2 separate regions of the Homo sapiens genome follow, and region 2 is linked to region 1. Evidence: chromatin loops called from intact Hi-C (ENCODE). Cell type or tissue: IMR-90. All regions are shown on one strand. Links, peaks and the distances in the headings refer to the core of each region. The heading gives the core; the rest is flanking DNA.

What was found. Peaks named below come from ENCODE experiments on the same cell type or tissue, not always from the same donor. Only the 100,000 strongest peaks of a DNase experiment are listed, where the experiment ranks them.
Region 2: it touches region 1 in a loop (5-fold over the local background); 3 of 110 quality-filtered maps call a loop at or near these places.

The regions. Positions count from the first base shown.
Region 1 is chr11:103,844,817-103,850,199 of GRCh38, reverse strand. It overlaps LOC102723862 (a long non-coding RNA gene), which reads left to right and starts at 649. Exons shown (of 4, transcript XR_001748346.2): 1 at 649-786; 2 at 2,073-2,256. MIR4693 (microRNA 4693) reads right to left here and starts at 294; the gene lies at 220-294. In IMR-90, for the core only: no CTCF peak of the experiment used is centred there; no DNase peak of the experiment used is centred there.
Region 2 is chr11:103,895,011-103,900,393 of GRCh38, reverse strand. PDGFDDN (PDGFD downstream neighbor) reads left to right here. Exons shown (of 4, transcript XR_947960.3): 2 at 5,125-5,170. Among named protein-coding and RNA genes, the nearest start is that of PDGFDDN, 9.2 kb to the left of the region's middle. RefSeq lists an enhancer at 1,859-2,118. In IMR-90, for the core only: no CTCF peak of the experiment used is centred there; no DNase peak of the experiment used is centred there; H3K27ac peaks cover 175 bases.

The DNA of each region.
Region 1 (5,383 bases), core at 312-5,311:
ATGTCTGTTGTTTTAAGCCACTAAGTTTATGGAAATTTGTTACACAGCAATGGAAAACCAATATAGGCCCCTATCCATGAGTTACATTGTAGTAAACACCTTTCCTACATTATAGATATCTCATCTAACTCCTACAGCAACCCTTGAGGTAATCACTGTGTCCATTGTCAGAGCAAGAAAACTGAAGCTCGGCTTCATAAACAGAAGCAGCAAGGATTGATTCCTTAAATACTGTGAATTCCACTCTCACTTTATTTGAATTTGTGACAGTGAAATTCACAGTATTCTTTAAACATTTTACCCCCAAGCGATGCTCTTTCCTCTGAATTGCTTTGCCTGTCCTAATAATTTTATTTATACAGGCTGATGCTGGTGACTTGGGAATAGTATTTTTATCCAAACCATTTGGCTTCTTATAGGTATGAGCCACTGAGGGAGCTATTTTTTATTTAATTGTGCTTTGGAAAAATCAAACGTAGCCTTGAGTTTTAAAATTATTAAGCTTACACTTTTTCACAAAATAGAAATGGAGTAATATAGCTCTGTCCTTCCGTTTTTTAAAGCCAAAAAATGTAAGAATGGAATGTACTGGCTCACTGCTCCCACGGTGTCCTTACCAGCACAACTTACCCCATCCCTCCCTAGCCCACTCTTGAGGATACTTTCTTGCCACTGTCAGGCTTACTCCTGCCTCCTAGACTGAGGAAAGAAAAGCCTCCTGGTTTGGAGCTCATAATCAAGTCAGCCTTGCTGCAGGGCTCATTTTAAGCCAGTATCCTGGACCAGGTGAGTCTTTTTATTCATCTCTGCTTTGTATCCAAGTTCCATTTATCAGGTTACTAACTGGCCCCATCATGCATTCCTTCAGTAATTACTTTATTTTTAGCACTGCCAAGAAAGCAAGTCTTTTCCTACAAAAACACAGGATTTCCAGTGGGGTTAAATAAATGTGCCTATGTTCTCACTTGAGACAGCAAAAAGGGAAGGAGCGAAAATTGTGGAAAGAATTGAAGACAGAGGGTAGAGGGTAGGGTGCCAAGTGTGGGGGAAAACTGAATTATGAATATTAAGGAAAAATGAAAAATAATATTAAACTGAAATGGAGAGAAATAATATAAGTGAGAATAGAAAAACATAAAACAACCTTCCCCAAAACAAAGGATAAAGAAAAAAGAATTCAGGGGAAGCTGTAAATATCTAAGACATAGCAGCAAGGGCCTGGGAATACTTATAGTGTTTGAAGTTCTGAGCTTTATTTCGCTGCAGTGAGGATCTTAAAGATGCTTAAACATATGAATAAGCAACAAAGTAATGTGACCGTTCAGCTACAGGAAAGGGGTCCCAATCCAGGATCCAGACCCCAAGAGAAGGTTCTTGGATCTCTCACAAGAAAGAGTTCAGGGCGAGTCCATAGAGTAAAGTGAAAGCAAGTTTCTTAAGAAAGTAAAGAAATAAAAGAATGGCTACTCCATAGACTGCATCCACGACGGCTGCTGGTTGCCCATTTTTATGGTTATTTCTTGATGATATGCTAAACAAGGGATGGATTATTGATGCCCTCCCTTTTTAGGCCATATAGGGTAACTTGCCATGGCATTTGTAAACTGTCATGACGCTGGTGGGAGTGTAGCAGTGAGGACGACCAGAGGACACTTTCATTGCCATCTTGGTTTTGGTGGGTTTTAGCCATCTCCTTTACTGCAATCTGTTTTATCAGCAAGGTCTTTATGACCTTTATCTTGTGCCGACCTCCTATCTCATCCTGTGACTTAGAATGCCTTAACCATCTGGGAATGCAACCCAGTAGGTTTCAACCATATTTAACCAGCTTCTATTCAAGATGGAGTTGCTCTGGTTCAAACGCCTCTGACAGTTTTCAGAGATTATTGTCAATTCAGGAGTCAAATCATTAGAGACTTTACAAAAAATCAGATGAGGGTAATAAAACTTATGATAATATAATATTGACATTTTAACACTAGGTATAAATATTGTTCTAAGCATTTTAACTAATTTAATCCTGAAAAAAAAAGTCCTCTATAGTTATTACTATTTTTATGCCTATTTTACAGATAAGGAAGCTGAAGCTTTGAGAATTTAATTTGCTCAAGGGGAGGCCAGGACAAGAAATAATGAAGAGTCCGATGTGGCAGGAATGTAGGAAACAAGTCAATGATGGAAGATAAATATGGAGACGTGATGAAGGCAAAATTCTGAAGGGTCTTAGAGCCCATTATAAGACGTTTGGTTTTTATGGTTAGTGAGAAGGAAAACCATTGGGGGTGGTTGGGCAGAAGAGTAATATGACTTGACTTATATTAAAAAAATAATTTGGTGGCTAGGTTGAGAATATATGTAAGCAGGAGTGGGGTTGGGGGTGAGTGGCTGGGGCTGTTTATATCAAGGGTGGATCCAGGCAGACCAGGCAGGAAGGCATTGCAATAATCCAAGCAAAGGGAGAGGGTGTCTTGGTCACTAAACTGATGCCAGATATGAATTAGCTATACTAGAAGATAGTGAGAGATGGTACATAAAATCATACACATTTATTGCAACTGTATGTATTCCTTAATTACAATTTACTACATATAGACTAATCTAGATGAGCGCTTTCTAGGTACTCTTTAGTAAATTCATAGTCAACTCATAATAATGAATATGGTGGTCATTTTTTACAAAGCAACTTCCTGTGCATTACTTTGAAAACAATCCAATAAGGTATATGTGGCAAATACTACTCCTGCAATTTAACATGAAAAAAACAGACTTGGTGAACTTAGAGCTTGGCTTACCAGTATAATATCAACTATACGTCCTTTCTCCACTGAACTCAACTTCCTAACTAAGCTTGTGCCAAGGGGCATTTCAAGATAAAAATGAAAAAAGAGGCTACATCTTCCAGGATAAAGACTTTGGTCTGAAAGTAACATGTGCATTAAAAGTTCAACTTTGATAAAAGTTACAAATCACTATACAGAAGACCTATTAAATGAAATAGACCCCAAATAAACACAACAAAGGCTTTTCTTTTGTAAGATGATTTTAAGTTAAAATACTGAAGAACCTTTTGAGAAAGTGCTCAGAACATTTCCTCTGCTCACTGCAGCTGCAAGAATCAGCACAAACATCCACATCCTATTAGCTTTGATTTCCAACTCATGGAAACCCAACCTGTCGGTTTTTCTCTTTTTTCCCAATACATAGTGACATTAACTCAGCCTTTTCTTCAGAAGTCTTCTTTTCTTGGCTGTTAAATAGATTATCACCTCTCTCATGACAAGGCCAAGAATCAGGTGAGGCACTCATCTTGAGCACAAAATTTAAGGGGGAAAAACTCAATGATCAAGACAATATTTTAATGTGATTTTTAAAAAACCAAAATCCATAGAAGAATATCACAGGCTAGGCGTGCTTGCTCCTGCCTGTAATCCCAGCACTTTGGGAGGCTGAGGTGGGCGGATCACTTTAGGTCAGGAGTTCAAGACCAGCCTGGCCAACACGGCAAAACCCCCATATTTAATAAATATACAAAAATTAGCTGGGTGTGGTGGCATGCACCTGTAATCCCAGCTACTCGGGAGGCTGAGGCAGTAGAATGGCTTGAACCTGAGAGGCGGAGCTTGCAGTGAGCTGAAATCAGGTCACTGCACTCCAGCCTGGGCAACAGAGTGAAAGTGTGTCAAGAAAGAAAGAAAGAAAGAAGGAAGGAAGGAAGGAAAGAAAGAAAGGGAAAGAGAAAGAAAGAAGAAAGAAAGAGAAAGAAAAAGGAAGAAAGAAGAAAGAAAGAGAAAGAAAAAGAAAGAAAGAGAAAGAAAAAAGAAAGAAGGAAAGAAAGAGAGAGAGGGAGGGAAGGAGGGAAGGAGGGAGGGAGGAAGGAAGGGAGGAAGGGAGGGAGGGCGGAAGGAAGGAAGGGAGGAAGGAGTCACAATTTTAAAGACAGTGTCAGTGTTACTGAATAACCTTTTGCCTCAAGTTCCAATAGGGCTGAGTACAACACTGGAAAGTGATATTTCCTTCTGATGTTTTATGTTTCAATATTCTTTCTGCATGTATATTCAGTAGACGCTATAGGTAGTTTATCTCAGGTGAGGCTGAAATATAAAGAGAATAAGAATGGAGATAGGGCAAATCTTGTGTCTTACAGAATATATTGGCCACTCCATGTTTTTCCTTTAATATGTTACAATTCTCTAAAGCATCACAAAATGAAACCTGTCATCATCTTAATCTCTGTTACACAGAGCAAACACCAAGCAGGCATGACCACGCCCTCCCTACACTGGTAGTTGAGATGCTGCAATGCAGCATATTAAAAAATAGTGCTGACTTGTATGGCACCACTTTGCTTATGCTCTGAATGCTGGAAGTAAATGCTGACTATCTGGAGATAATAATAATATGACTTTTGAATAAGCAAGGCACAAACAGCAATTATACAGTTAACACAAGCTATGACTGTCAAGCAATTGTTATGCTTAGCACAATTGCTTGAACCATTAATTAGAGTACAGCATTTCCTCTTGAGATAATGCTGATTAAAATGTACATACACTCTTCTGGAAGATAACTTCAGGGTTGACGTGAAAACAGCAAAGACAGATTTCAAATAAATACCTTTGCAACAAAGGTATTTTGTACAGAGGGGAATGCTTGTCTCCCTGCCCTGTTGAGAGCTGATTATCACAGGGTCATTTTGTGGTTGGCTGGGCAAGTTTTCCAGAAAGATAAAAGAGATGAAGAATGAGGATAGGAGTCAACTAAATTCTTAGCAGCTAACAAACAATTTTCTTTGGAGTTGACTTTCTCTTTAATCTTTTGTAATTGCAGATACATAATTCAATGTGCTTTTATAAAATATACATGCCATTTTCCCTGTAAACAGGTATGAGAGCTGACCTCAGCAATTAGCAAAATCCTCATACACACTGATTTAACCGACCCAGTGTGCATCCAGAAACCACTGCAGCATGAGTTTGCGGGGACTTTGGGGTCTTTAAATACTCATTAAACATTACAACTAGCTAGGACTCTTTTGGGGGACCAATGGAGGCGCTTTGCTGAGCTGCTCCCTGATGTTGTAAAATGCAAAAAGTGAGTAAGCAGTCACAGTGCACCCTGCTTCCTTATAGTATAGGGCCTCGCCCTTCAAACTGTCATCTGAGGACCAGCAGTATCAACATCCCCACAGAGCTTGTTAGAACTGCAGACTTGCAGGCCCTACTCTAGATCTATTGCATCACAATTTGCATTTTAACTAGATCTCCATGTAATTATTATGCACATTATAGTTCAAGAAGTACTGGCCTAAGAACATTTTGCTCACAAATCTGGGCTTAGAAAGCCATCCTTGTGACTGGAGGAAAATATCGAAAGAGTGACATGA
Region 2 (5,383 bases), core at 124-5,123, 50 kb before region 1:
ATTTTAAAACCATCATATCTCATGAGACCCATTAACTATCACTAGAACAGCACAGGAAGGACCTGCCCCATGAATCAGTCATCTCCCACCAGGTCCCTCCCTCAACACGTGGGAATTATGGGAGCTACAAGATGAGGTTTTGGTGGGGACACAGAGCCAAACCATATCAGCTCATGTCTTCAAATGACTACGAGAAACCACGCACATGGATTTGGGGGATACACATAAATTTTGAGTAGGTAAATATGCAAATACAGAAGGTGTGAATAATGGAAATGGACTGTAATAGTAGTGCCCATTTTACAATGTGCCAGGAATTTTTCTGAAGCTCACATATATTTAATTTTCATAATAACCCTCTAATACATGACTTTTATGAAAATGAAATACATTAATATATACTAAAGCTTTTTTTTTTTTTTTTTGAGACGGAGTCTCACTCTGTCGCCCAGGCTGGAGTTCAGTTGTGCGATCTTGGCTCACTGCAAGCTCCACCTTGCGGGTTCACGCCATTCTCCTGCCTCAGCCTCCCAAGTAGCTGGGACTACAGGTGCAGGCCACCATGCCCAGCTAATTTTTTGTATTTTTAGTAGAGATGGGGTTTCACCATGTTAGCCAGGAAGGTCTTGATCTCCTGACCTCGTGATCTGCCTGCCTCAGCCTCCCAAAGTGCTGGGATAGTAAAGCTTTTTATTAGAAACAATGTAATGATATTTATTGTGCTTCATAAGTATAAAAAAATGAAGACAGAGATTTCTCCAAAGTAAGTCAATAGGTAGTAAACTCCAGATAACTCCTCTGTAACCCACATCCTTAATCATATTATAATACCATCTGTGTAAGCCATTGCATAGGAGGCAGAACTAAAGAATTTGCTCTAAGAAGCCTTCTCATCTACAGGGCAGTTCCAAGCATGGACCCTGAGGTCATCATTGAACATTCTGGTCAAGCTTTATTCATTTAATTGACAGAAATTGGGCATCTACTACGTTGTAAGCATAATTCTAGGCACTAGGGACAAAGAACAAGATAATGAACAGCACGATGTTTTTGCCTTCATAAAATTTGCATCAAGATAGACACAGGAAATAAACACATATATAATTTCATATAATGATAAGGGCGGTAAGAGAAACAAAGCAAGTTAGAAGAGCAAAGGAAGTGTTACTGACCCTCCCAGGAGGTTATTGGATCCTAATGGGTTCTTTCCCTGCCCAGTGTCATTTGTGCCAATAGAACCAGACCAGGTTAAGTAAAGCAGAACAGAAACTTTACTCGTGATCAAAGAATGATGAAGGGGAGGGGAGCTCGTGCTCAAAGCACCATCTCCCTGGAAGTCAAGTAGAGGGAGATTTAAAGGGCTCCCAGGACAGGTAGGTGGAGACTGGGGCAGGGATTCCTGGAAAAACGTGGGCTCTTCCAGGAGGGAAAAGAGTGTGTGCAGTCATGTCTTTTTGTTTGCACCCAGCACCTTTTGTGCCTAACAAGGTACATTTCTCCCTGCTGGGTGGAGATTTTAGTATGGTAATGAAGCAAGAAATGAGTTCAGTGCACCTATGCAAGAGTTCAAGTCAAGGCAGCACTTCTGCACTTAGTTGGTCTTGTGGCTAACTCGCAGTTTCTGGCATTCTGCTTTCTTATCTGTAAGCAAGCACAGCTGCAAGCACAAGTTAGTTTCACAGGTTTTGGGGTCTCCTGAGAGCATCTAGACCATGCTATGGTAATAGGTGACAGAAGGCCTCTCTGAGGAGGCAACATTTTTGCTGAGACCTAAAGGAAGTGAGGAAACTATAGGCAGAAATATCTTGAAGAAGAGCACTCCAGGCAAAAGGAACAGCAAGTGCAAAGGCCCCGAATTCGAAACAAGCTTCGGATAGTGTGAGGAACAGCAAGACGGCTAGGGTGGAAGGGGCAAGGAACTCAGTGAAAGACAAAAAGTGAAAGAATTAGGCAGTGCCAGTTCATATGGGATCTTAGCAGTCATGGTAAGGAGTTTGGATTCTAAATGTGTCAGTAAGTCCTTAGAGAGTTTTGAGCAGGGAAAATAAGTCATATGACAAGTTGGTACAAGATCCCTGGTGTAGAGAATGGCCTGCAGGAGAGCAAGAGTAAAAGCTGAGACACCATTTATAGGCTCAGGAGGGAGAGCAGGGTTCATCTGAGAGTCAGCAGTGGAGGAAGTGAGAAGCAGGTAGTTTCAGAACATATTTGAAAAGCAAAGCTTTAAATGTGGAGTGTGAGGGAAAGAGAGGAATCAGGAACGTCTCCATGGATCTGGGCCAGACTCCTAGGTGATTGATTGTTGGAGTCTTTTGCTAATTGGGAAGACAGTGATAGGAAAAGAGTTGAGGAACAGGAGAATCCATAGTTTTCTTCAGACTTTCACTGTGTTTTACTAAATCCTAGGTTCTAGGGTTGGGTTTTTTCTTAAAGAAAAAAAAAAAGAGTTAATTTCTGGGTCTCCTGGGAAAGATTGCCCTTGACACATAGGAATAAATAACTTTGGGTATTAACTGAAACCCCCATTTAAACCTTATCTGAACACTAAATATAATCTTGTTCATTACATAAATAAAAACTGAAGGCTTATGTTACAATTTGCCTGTCCCTATATACACACATGTACAAACATGGCTAAATGAAGACACTTGACAGTTACAGAAAACCCTGACAAGGAACGGTAAACAAATTAGCTTTGCTGAGAAATACAGCTTGCACTCATCCAAAGCCTGCAATGAAAAAAAGTCCAGACGAAATCAGCAAGTATATTAGTTAAAAAAAAAAAAGAAGAAGAAACAAACAAAAAAAGGAAATATTTTGGTCAACTATTTACCCCAAAATGGATTCAAAAACAAACTAAAAATAATTCTCTAAATTCCAATACCTCAAGTTCACCACATTAGTTTCTACAAGAACCAAACTCATTTCCTGTTTTATCCATAGGAGGAAACATTTTTTTCTCCTGCAGACATTTTAGTGGAATATATGAGCCTTTGCACAAGACTGAGACTCATATGATTTTCCTCTCTGTTCTCGTAGAAATTAAAAACAGACTGAAAGCCACAGGGCCGTGACTATTATAGGTCTAAATCAGATCTTAAAATAGAGTAAAGGAAGTGAAGCAAGGCTTAATAATCAGCATAATGCAACATAATATTTAGTGTTTTAATAGGACATCTCTGTTCATTAATGCATTCAACAATTATTTTTGAGACCCCATTATGTTTCAGGCACTGTACAAGGTGCTCAGCACACACCAATGAATAAACCCATCTCACTTCTTGCCTGTGTAGTACTTATAGTGTAACACTGATAGTAATAAAACATTTATCTGAAACAACTTTCAGAGCCGCCAAGACCAGAACCTCTGCACTCCCCTTAGAACAGATTTCTCAAGCTCAGAGCTGTTGACATTTTGGACTGGAAAAGTCTTTGTTGTGGGGCTGTCCTGTGCATTACAGGATGTTTAGCAGCATCCTTGGCCTTCACTTACTAGATGCCAGTAGCACTCTTTCCCCCTCATTAGTGACAATCAAAAAATGTCTCCCTACATTGCCAAATATCCCCTGGGGAGAAAAATTCGTACCTATGTGAGAACCACTGACTTTAGAGGATGGTGAAAGCAATAAAATTCTGTCTTTTTCTGAGATCTCCTCATTCATTCCAGAAAGGTGCCTTTGCCAAATGAGAAGTTCTAGGTTAATGTGGAGGGACCAGCCAGTCCGAATAGGCTGAATTGGATTTAGAAGGCATCAGAATCAACTTTCAAAATATAAAGGCAATAACTGTTTCCGATGAGAAAAATACCAATTTTCAGGGTATTCATTTATTCAACGAAAATGTTACTAAATGCCTACTCCTCTATGTGCCAGGCACAATTATAGGTGCTGTGGATAGTGAACAAAACACAACAGAATTCCAGTCTTTGTGTAGCTTATAGTGACAGAAGGCATACAAGTAAGTAAAATGTCTATAGTATGTGAGAAGGAAATATTTTTAGGATATGGATAAATAAAAGCAGGGAAAGGGGATCAGTAGAGGAGGATAATTCAATTTTTGTAAGGTGGTCATCTAAAATAAAAGCCCCAAAAGACATAAGGTGAAAGTCATGCAAATATCTTTATTTAAAAAAAGAGAGAGTGTTCCAAGCAGAGGGAGCAGTAAGTGCAAAAGCCCTGAGGTAGAAGCTTGCTTGGTAAAGGGCTGGAATGATGTGAGCTAGATTGAATGGTAGGAGATAAAGTTAGGCAGTTAATGGGAGACATATTTTATTGAAACTTTTAGGCCATTGTAAGGACTTTGATTTTTCACCACAAAAGATTTCAAGGGGTGGTCAACAAATATTTTCAGTTGTCCTTCCATGCATATAGAGGATTATATTTTCCTGCACCCTTAAAGTTAGGTGTGACTATGTGTGAGAGACTGGGTTAGTGCTCCAATTCTTCCACCCTTTCTTTGCTTTCACACCCTTGCCTGGCCTCACTATAGACAGAATATAGTTCTCTGACTCTTGGTTGTAGTTTTGGCCATGGGGCTTGCTTTGGACAACAGGATATAAGTACACATGATGCATGCAAGGGTTTGAGATATGCTTGCCCAGTGGGGCTTTCTCTCTTGAATTTCTGCCACCACCCCCAAAAAAACATGTCTTGGCTAGCTTGTTGAATCTAGGAGAAAGATGAGAAACATGGTGAGCAGAGCTGCCCCAGAGGACATGCAGCTTCAAGCAGACCACCTAGTCTAGCCCAGTCTAAATCACTTGACCCCCAGCCAGCCTGGAGAGGCATGACAAACAAATGCTTATTGTTGCATGCACTGATATTTTGTGGTGGTTTGTTGCACAGCACGGTACCTCACTTTAGCCATTAAAATGAGAGTGGAAGTGAGATGTGTCAAGTCTGGGTGGGAGTAAAATCTTTAAGAGTCACTGCATATTGCCTAGTCCCCTTCTCCCTATTACAGAGAGGATGGAAGTACATGTCAAGGCAGAGCCTCTACTACCCTAGTTCGCTGAGTGACTGTGTTTAGCAGAGCCCTTCATTACCCACACTAAACATATTGCCTGAGAAAGAAAGAAAAAATCTGTGGTGTTAGCTAACGTTGTTTCTATTTTTGATACTGCAGCATAATGTTGTTTGACTGATACATGAAATCTCCATATGATTTTGAGGTAAGGAATGACATGATTTGTCTCATATGTAAACGACTTTGGCTATGTTGAGAATAGACTGAAGTGGGTAGGGGCAGAGGCTAGGAGACAAACTGGAAGGTGGTTATTGCAACAGTAATGCTGTCAAGAGATGATAGTGGCTGGGAACACTGTAGTAGCAGCAGGGAAGGTAACAAGTGACCAAATCCTAGACATATTTTTAAAAATAGAACT